Regions from separate parts of the Homo sapiens genome. Here region 2 is linked to region 1. The links are chromatin contacts, found by Hi-C or POLR2A ChIA-PET in ENCODE. All regions are on one chromosome and are shown on one strand. The core of a region is the stretch at or near the end of the contact, and the rest is flanking DNA. Distances in the headings are between cores, read along the strand shown.

Region 1 (4,269 bases), core at 36-2,535:
TGGGGATCAGAGAAAAACCTTTAATATCTACTCATAAAGTGATCTTGGTAGTCCATCAAAGCTTAGAAAATTATTCTTCAATATTATGCTGAATATGTAAGTTTAATGTATAATCTTTGTTACCAAACTCCAAGCAGAATGCTCAATGCCTCTCCTCTTGTTCTTGTAGATGATCTAATATTAAATCATTATACAAATAATGGGTCCAAATATTCATCTAAATGCAGCAGAATTTTATTCACTGAGGTTGTGTCAACTCCTGCTAGGAATAAGAAGAATTCTTCCATTGATTTTCTTTCCCTCTTCCTCCCTTTTATTATTTCCTTCTTTTTTTTTGGTGGTATTTATTGAGTTACAAGAGTTTATTAGTAGGTTAGATGACTCTGATTTTCCTGATTCCCCGCTTCTCTTGGCCTCACCACCCACAACAATATTTATCTGTTCTAATCTGTGGTTCTTCTTTTCAGTGCCAAACACTTTCTGAAGAAACAGATGTCCTTCGACTTGGTTTCGGTTATGATTTGGAACAGGTTCCCAGGCCTTTAGGGAGGGACTGGAAATTTCAACCCAACTCAGCCTTATTTCTCAACTTGAGAAGTTCCTGGACTCCTTTACCTTCAATCAGAGTGTGCCCATGGGGCTTGGTGATGAATACAATCTTATTTGTGACCTAATCCATACTTCACAAGAGTGAGAACTAGTGCTGGAAGGGATCAGTTTCTCATTTTGGTTCATTCCCTGCTGCCCACATAGAATTGTTTTCTTATTCAGCTGGGACCTAATTCTGAAGATTAAAAACACTGAGGGTATCATAGCTCTCCAAGACCAAAAGATGCTTGTGTTGTTTGGCAGTAGGGAAAATTTATGAATAGCTTTTGAGATAATTTAGCATTTAATGGCCAGTAACATATGACTTTTGTGATGTAATACCATAAGTTATACATGTAGTCATTCTAATTCTCCACCTCTGTAGGGACTAGATTCTTAACATCTTTTTATCCCAACAGGTAGTTAACTTTGCAGATGGTCCTCCAGCTTTGCATAAGTTGCCAAGGAAGAGGAAGAAAAAACTTTTCTGGCTAGATCAAGGAAGGAGTAGTGGTCTGAATAGATATGTAAATGAGAGCAGGCGGCATCTTTCTCACAATGACATTTAAATAGTCTAGCTTGTTTGTATACAAGAGCAGCTATGACACAATGCTGTCACATGGTAGGAAAACAGTGAGGTCCCACAGATTTGGGGAAAGGGGATGCGGAATGGGAGGTGGAGCTGGCACTTCTTGCCCCGGCATCTCCCTGGAAACCAGTTGCATCAGGCGAGCTCCAAAGGGCAGACTGAGCACTGGCTACCAAGAAAGGGAAGGCTGAGCATGTGTTCTCAGCCACTGGGTCTCTTGGCCTCCAGCTCTCTGCTGATGGATGACAATAGAGCCATGATGTAGACAGTTGGCCTTGATTCTGTGAGTGGCAGTCAGTGCTAGGTGGGACTAGGCAGCTCTAGGAGTACTAGAAATTGGCCTGGCAGCTTCTCTTTTTGCTTTAGACCATTCTGAAGCTTAAAAGCATCATAGTTGGGGGATAACATGATGATAAAAATTATGTTAATGATGCTGATGTTGCTGATGATAAAAGGTACTATTTATTGGGTGCTTATTATGTGCCTGCTAAAGTCTATGTACAGTTGGCCCCTCGAAGTGGCGCAAAATACATTTTGTATTTTGTATTTTGGCCTTGATTTTCATGATTCAGGACAGAATCAGTTAACACTGGTTGATTTTTGACCAAACTGTTCTTACTGGAATTAGGTTTTCCTTTTAAGCCCAGTTCACTGTTCTGAGATTTTTTAAAAAGTACAATACAATTTTATAATAGAACACCTCATATGTTCCTTAGGATGTGTGTGTGTTTACATCTGAGGCAGAAGAAAGGTATCAGATATGATCTTTTTTGGAGGAAGGGTAGGGTAGATAAAAGGATGACTTCAGTGCTATTAAATCAGGAAAGGAAGGGATAATAGAACTTTGGTTTTAAGTGATTGAGAAATATAAAAATAGCCTAAACTAGAGGGCTAAAGATAATATAGGGGAAAAATAGTTCTTAAAAAAATGATAGAATATTGGAAAGACTTCTGTCTGGACATAAGATGTTATATTTCAAGGAGGAATGATGCCGTGGAATTCAGTTCTGCTGTGATAAAATTCCATGTTTGCAATATTGAAAACAACACTTCCAAAGAGATGCCCATGCATCTAACCCTGATGGGATGTGTATTAGTTCATTTACATACTGCCATAAAGATACGACCTGAGACTGGGTAATTTATAAAGAAAGGAGGTTTAACTGACTTACAGTTCCACGTGGCTGGGGAGGCCTCAAGAAACTTATAATTATGATGGAAGGCAAAGGGGAAGCAAGACAGGTCTCATATGGTGGCAGGAGAGAGAGAGCAAGCGAAGAGGGAACTGCCAAATGCTTTTAAAACCATTAGCTCTCATGAGAACTCACTCACCATCATGAGAACAGCATGGGGTAACCGCCCCCGTGATCCAGTCATCTCCCTGCAGGCTCCCTGTCCTGACATGTGGGGATTACAACTTGAGATGAGATTTGGGTGGGGACACAGAGCCAAACCATATCAGGATGGCTAGTGTATCTCAGGGAATTACCTTTGGCATCAGGAAAAGGACAGATGATATAGTCATATAAAATGCACCTAAGAAATAACTTGGCTGATACCTTTTCCCACTGTCAGCAAAACTGTGCTCTATGCTGAGACCTTAAGAATAAAATATTGGTTAGGTTGGGAAAGCTCCATGTTTCCACTGTCCTGCATTTTGCCTGTGAGAGTTACTCTAGTGTGGCTGTTGGAGGCTGCAGCTTGGCCTCCTGGTCAGTGTAAGTTAGGGACTGCCCCACCCATTCACCCCTAGATAGCCCATTAGGAGGCCATGGAGGAATACACCTGCACTTGCTTTTAAAATCAAGGTCGGCTAGGTGCGGTGGCTCACGCCTGTAATCCCAGCACTATGGGAGGCCAAGGCTGGTGGATCATGAGGTTTGGAGATCCAGACCATTCTGGCTAACACAGTGAAACCCTGTCTCTACTAAAAATCCAAAAAAAAAAAAAAAAAAAAAAGGAAAGAAAAATCATCCGGGCGTGGTGGCAGGCACCTGTAGTCCCAGCTACTCGGAACGCTGAAACAGGAGAATGGTGTGAACCTGGGAGGCGGAACTTGCAGTGAGCCAAAATCGCGCCACTGCACTCCAGCCTGGGCGGCAGTGCGAGACTCCATCATAAAAAAAAAAAAAAAAAAAAGAAATCAAGGTCAAGAACAGAAGGACTTGTAGCTTTTTCATTTCCATGACTGAAAACTGTTAAAAAAAATTCCTCAGCCTTATTTTTTTGCCAAGTATGTTCACCAAATGGGTCTGCACCAAGTGAGGAACTGAAGTTATATTTATTGCAATGAGTACATAGCTATCTTTTTCTCCCCTCAGAAGTGTTTAAAAAATATTTTGAACAATTATTTTATTTTAATTGAATATCTTATTCCAATTGAAATGGAATGAAAGCGACAATAAGCTCAGTCAAATTGTTAAAATATGAAAATAATTATTTGGGAGACTTGGCTATCACTCATTTGTAAGTTTGCTTCAGTATAAACAGTGGCAAAAATAAGCATTAATATTTTAATGTGTGAAAGTGTGCTTTCAAAAATTATTTCCTGAAAAGTGTTTACTGAGCTCCAACAATGTGCAGCATAGTGTTAGGCATGGTGTTAGGTAATGAACAAAATAAACATACTTCCTGCCCTCATGAAATATACAATGTGGCAGGGGGACAGAGAGATTAAACAATACATATATAATTACGATTTGGAATACATACTATGAAGACAAAGAATGGGGCAGGGGGGATTAAGAGAAAAGCACTCTTTAAAAAGACAAGGATTCTTAGTGAAAATAAGATTTAAGCTAAGACCACGGAAGAATTCTAAGCAGGAGAATTTGATTGATGATGATTTATTGAGAAAAGGGCTTGCGTTGGATGCTACACATACTTTTATTATGATTGTGTTTTGAAACAAGGTAGGGTAGAAACACTCTTAAATTTCTCTAGGTCTATTGAAGGTAGATATGTGTTGGTGGTAGGGCAGGGGGTGAAGGTACCTGCCTCGGAAGTTCTTGAATATTCCTTGCAGGCCACTCAGAGTTTGCATGATGATCCACTGTCCATTTTACATCTGAGGCACAGATAAGAACTCTTCT
Region 2 (4,240 bases), core at 618-3,117, 110 kb after region 1:
GCAAAAATAGACAAATGAGATTGCATCAAACTTAAAAGCTTCTGCACAGCGAAGGAAACAGTTAACAGTATAAAAAGACAGCCTACAGATTGGGAGAAAATATTTGCAAATCATACATCAGATAAGGGGCCAATGTCCAAAATATAGAAGGAACTGTAATGACTAATTAACAAGAAAACACATAACCTTATTTTAAAAATGGGCAAATGGCAGGCACAGTGGTTTACGCCTGTAATCTCAGCACTTTGGGAGGCTGAGGCAGGGGCATCACCTGAGGTCAGGATTTTGAGACCAGCCTGGCCAACATGGAACAACCCTGTCTCTACTAAAAATAAAAAAATTAACAAGGCACGGTGGTGCGCCCCTGTAATCCCAGCTACTCGGGAGGTTGAGACATGATAATTGCTTGAACGCATGAAGGGGAGATTGCAGTAAGTCAAGGTTGCACCACTGCACTCCAGCCTGGGCAACAGAGTGAGACTCTGCATCTCAAAATAAAAATAAAAACAAAAATGGGTGGTCAGGCGCGGTGGCTCACGCCTGTAATCCCAGCACTTTGGGAGGCTGAGGCAGGTGGATCACAAGGGCAGGAGTTCAAGACCAGCCTGGCCAATGTGGTGAAACCCTGTCTCTACTAAAAATACAAAAATTAGCTGGGTGTGGTGGCAGGCACCTGTAGTCCCAGCTACTCAGTAGGCTGAGGCAGCAGAATCGCTTGAACCCAGGAGGTGGAGGTTGCAGTGAGCCAAGATCGCACCACTGCTGTCCAGCCTGGGCGACAGAGTGAGACTCTGTGTCTCAAAATAAAAATAAAAATGGGCAAAGGACCTGGATAGACTATTCTCAAAAGAAGACACACAAATGGCCAACAGATATATGAAAATATGCTCAACACCTCTAATCACTAGAAAAATGCAAAATAAAACCACAATGAGATATCACCTCACACCTGTTAGATTGGCTATTATCAAAAAGACAATAGATAACAAACATTGGTGAGGATCTGGAGAACGGGAACCCTCATACACTGTTGGTGGTATTGTAAATTAGTATAGCCATTTTGGAAAACAATAGGGAGGTTCCTCAAACAACTAAAAAATAAAATTATCATATGCTCCAGCATCCCACCAATGGGCATATACCCAAAGGAATTGAAATCAGTGTGTCGAAGAGATGTCTGTGTTCCCGTGTTGACTGCAGCACTATTCACCATAGCCAAGATATGGAAACAACAGAGTGTTCACAACAGATTAAAATGTGGTATATATACACAAAGGAGTATTATTCAGCCTTAAAAAAAAAAGCCAGGAAATTCTGTCATTTGGACAATATGAGCGAACCTAGAGGACATTGTGCTAAATGAAATAAACCAGGCACCAAGAGACAATTTTCAGGAGTTTAGTGGAGACCTTTGCTTTTGTTTTCTATTGCCTACCTGTATCCAGGAAATCAGAAACAGCCATCTGAAAGGACGCTAGTTTACATTATTCAAGTACTTGTGTCTTTCTATAAGATGTTGACTGTTTATAAATAAGAGTATATGCAAGTTTAGAAGTATCTGAATGTTTATATAGTTACATGCTTTGTTTTCAATCATTATTTGATAAAATTCTCCAATTTCATGAATATTCAGAAATTATAATACAGTTGGAGCACTGCAATTGGATTAACTCTTAGTCCTATAATGTATGTCATACAGACTGTGAGTTTGCAGTAGGGGTCTGGAGCCAGTTCATATGACTGGGGAGAAGGGATTGTGTCTGTTTCTTCCCCACTTTGCATTCAGTGATATCAGGTTGAGCATGAATTCAGCTAAGGTGGGAATGTTGAAACCACAGAAGCTGGCAAATGCTGTACATTAGGAATCTCCCTATTCCCATGAGAACTGGTTGTTAAACAAACATTTTAGAACACCCTTAGTCCTAGGTCATTTCTCAGGATGACTTGATTATAAAGAATGTGGGAGTTGAACAGTGAGGACACATGGACACAGGGAGGGGAACATCACACCCTGGGGCCTGTTGGAGGGTGGGGGGCAAGGGGAGGGAGAGCATTAGGACAAATACCTAGTGCATGCGGAGCTTAAAAACTAGATGACTGGTTGATAGGTGCAGCAAACCACCATGGCACGTGTATACCTATGTAACAAACCTGCACATTCAGCACATGTATCCCAGAACTTAAAGTAAAATAATACAAAAAAAGACATTAAAAAGATTTTTAAAAATACAATCAAGGACCTTTTAGAACACAGTGAGTGTTTTAACAATAACACAATTGCCTCTTATTTATTTATTTTTAGAGACAAGGTCTTGCTCTGTCGCCCAGGCTGGAGGGCAGTGGCATGATTATAGCTCACTGTAACCTTGAACTCCTGGGCTCAAGTGATCCTCCTGCCTCAGCCTTTCAAAGTGCTGGGATTCCAGACATGAGCTCTCACACCTGGCCCTCACAATTGCCTTTTATATCTTTATTCCTTTCTTCATTTCCCCAGTCTTTTGGTTAATGGTGTTTAAGCTGATGTGTGGCCACAAGGTCCCATTGTTTGTTGGTTGGTTGGTTAAACATGATTCTCACCTATTAGTTTCATAAAGAATAACCTTGCTTTTTTTCCTGTAATTTCAAGAGGATAGTCCAGTTTTGCATTGTTTCCTTAGAGTTCTTGGTAATACCCTGGAGACAGCACTTGTTCTTCATTGCTGTGGGCGTTGTTCGTGGAGGTGGAGGTAAGGAGAGCCAAATACAGAGCCTGAGCAAGGTTCACTCCTGTGCAGGCCAAGATGGCTGCTGCTGCCTCTGGCGGGGCAACACCACACTCTGCATCAGCAATGCTCAGTGATGAATGGCATTTTAGTGGGCTGGGTTACCACCTGCTGTCTGTATCACAAACCAGCCAAAAGAACAGATTTCCTGCCATAATACATTATTTATAAGTCTAAGGAACCAAAGGAAGATAAGTAGGGAAATATTTTGTTCCAAAAATGCCTGATGGTATTAAATGAGGCATCTTGTCTTCCTTCCTTCTGTTCCCCTCCACCCTCCCTTAATGGATATGTATTTTCATTCCATAGGGGACTGAGTTGTATATAGGATTATTTCAAGCTGGATTCTTTGGGTACTTGTGATGATTTTTTAAAAACAAAGATAAAAATCCAGGGACCTGACAAAGATTGTTATTATTTCACCCCTTTGGTGTTGAGTGAATTGACAATAAATGCACAGATGTGTTGATGTTTTTCTGGATTTGGGGGTTTATTTTCTTATTACACATTTTGAGGAAAAGGCGCATTGAAGAGAGCAGAAGGTGTCATAGGCAGTGGAAGTCTGATCTTTCTTTGCAACTCAACTGATAATAGGGGGAAATCAGCAACATATTTAGACAACATGGCACACTGGCTAGGAGGGCAGGTCAGGAGCCAGACTGCCCAGCTTAGAATCCTGGGTCTGCCACCTGCTAGCTATAGGAAATTGGGCAAATTACTTAATGGTCTGTACTTTTGTTTCTTCATCTGGAGACCAGGGATAATAATAATGCTTATATCCAGGCTCCTGATAGCCCACTGAGCACTTTTGTGTAAATTAGAAAAGGCAGCTCCCCAGGGTGGACTCTATGGGCTTGGGTACAGACAGTAGCTTTATGTGAATTAGGAAAACAGGACTCTTCCTTCAGAGGAGTTTGCGTGGTTTAGCAAAGAGAGCTCAGGCTGGGTGTTCCCCCCACCATGACAACCTGTGTAAGCAGCTGTGGTAGCTCTGACTACCACACCGGGTGCTGAGGAGTAAACGAGTTGATGAAGATTCAATAAAAGATGCTGTTATTATCATCATCATTATTTTGAGGTGACAAGCTAGAGTAGAAGAGGGTTCAGAAGAGCCTGTAGTTTCGTGCAGAGTAATCTTAGAAAATGAAGCAATTTGCTGAAAGCCCTTGGTTATTAGCAAAACTGTGGCTAGAACACAGTTGTCTTGACTTTTGGTTTTTGCCAATCCTGACTAGGCGTTGCTACACAACTATGTGATTCAAACAAAAGGACCATTGATAGAGGATAGGGGTGAGGGGCACTGCGGTCAGTCCCAGCCCCAGGTGCCACTGAGAGCCATTCAAATAACAAACTCTTAGAAGATGATGGGTTTTCCTCCTAAAACCAAACAGTATATATGTTCCTTTGTCCAGGATTTAAGTGTTCATTTAAAAATATACCATGAAGTAGGCATGTGGGGATCACAGCTACCACCTTAA

Evidence for each region. A loop is a pair of places that touch in the nucleus more often than their neighbours do. ChIA-PET counts read pairs that join two places held with the same protein, here RNA polymerase II (POLR2A).
Region 2: a map of MCF 10A shows a loop between it and region 1 (2.8-fold over the local background). The contact joins two enhancer-like sites. A Hi-C loop is called at or near these places in 2 of 168 maps with a recorded cell type or tissue (MCF 10A and upper lobe of right lung). POLR2A ChIA-PET finds 5 or more read pairs at or near these places in 1 of 52 experiments (PC-9).

The regions. Positions count from the first base shown.
Region 1 is chr4:41,364,571-41,368,839 of GRCh38, forward strand. It overlaps a transcript of LIMCH1 not described here. Among named protein-coding and RNA genes, the nearest start is that of UCHL1, 110 kb to the left of the region's middle. Within about 2 kb of position 1,286, at least 2 of the 41 ENCODE cell types and tissues checked have a DNase peak (open chromatin) inside an H3K27ac peak, as active enhancers do.
Region 2 is chr4:41,473,689-41,477,928 of GRCh38, forward strand. It overlaps a transcript of LIMCH1 not described here. Among named protein-coding and RNA genes, the nearest start is that of LIMCH1, 62 kb to the right of the region's middle. Within about 2 kb of position 1,868, at least 2 of the 41 ENCODE cell types and tissues checked have a DNase peak (open chromatin) inside an H3K27ac peak, as active enhancers do.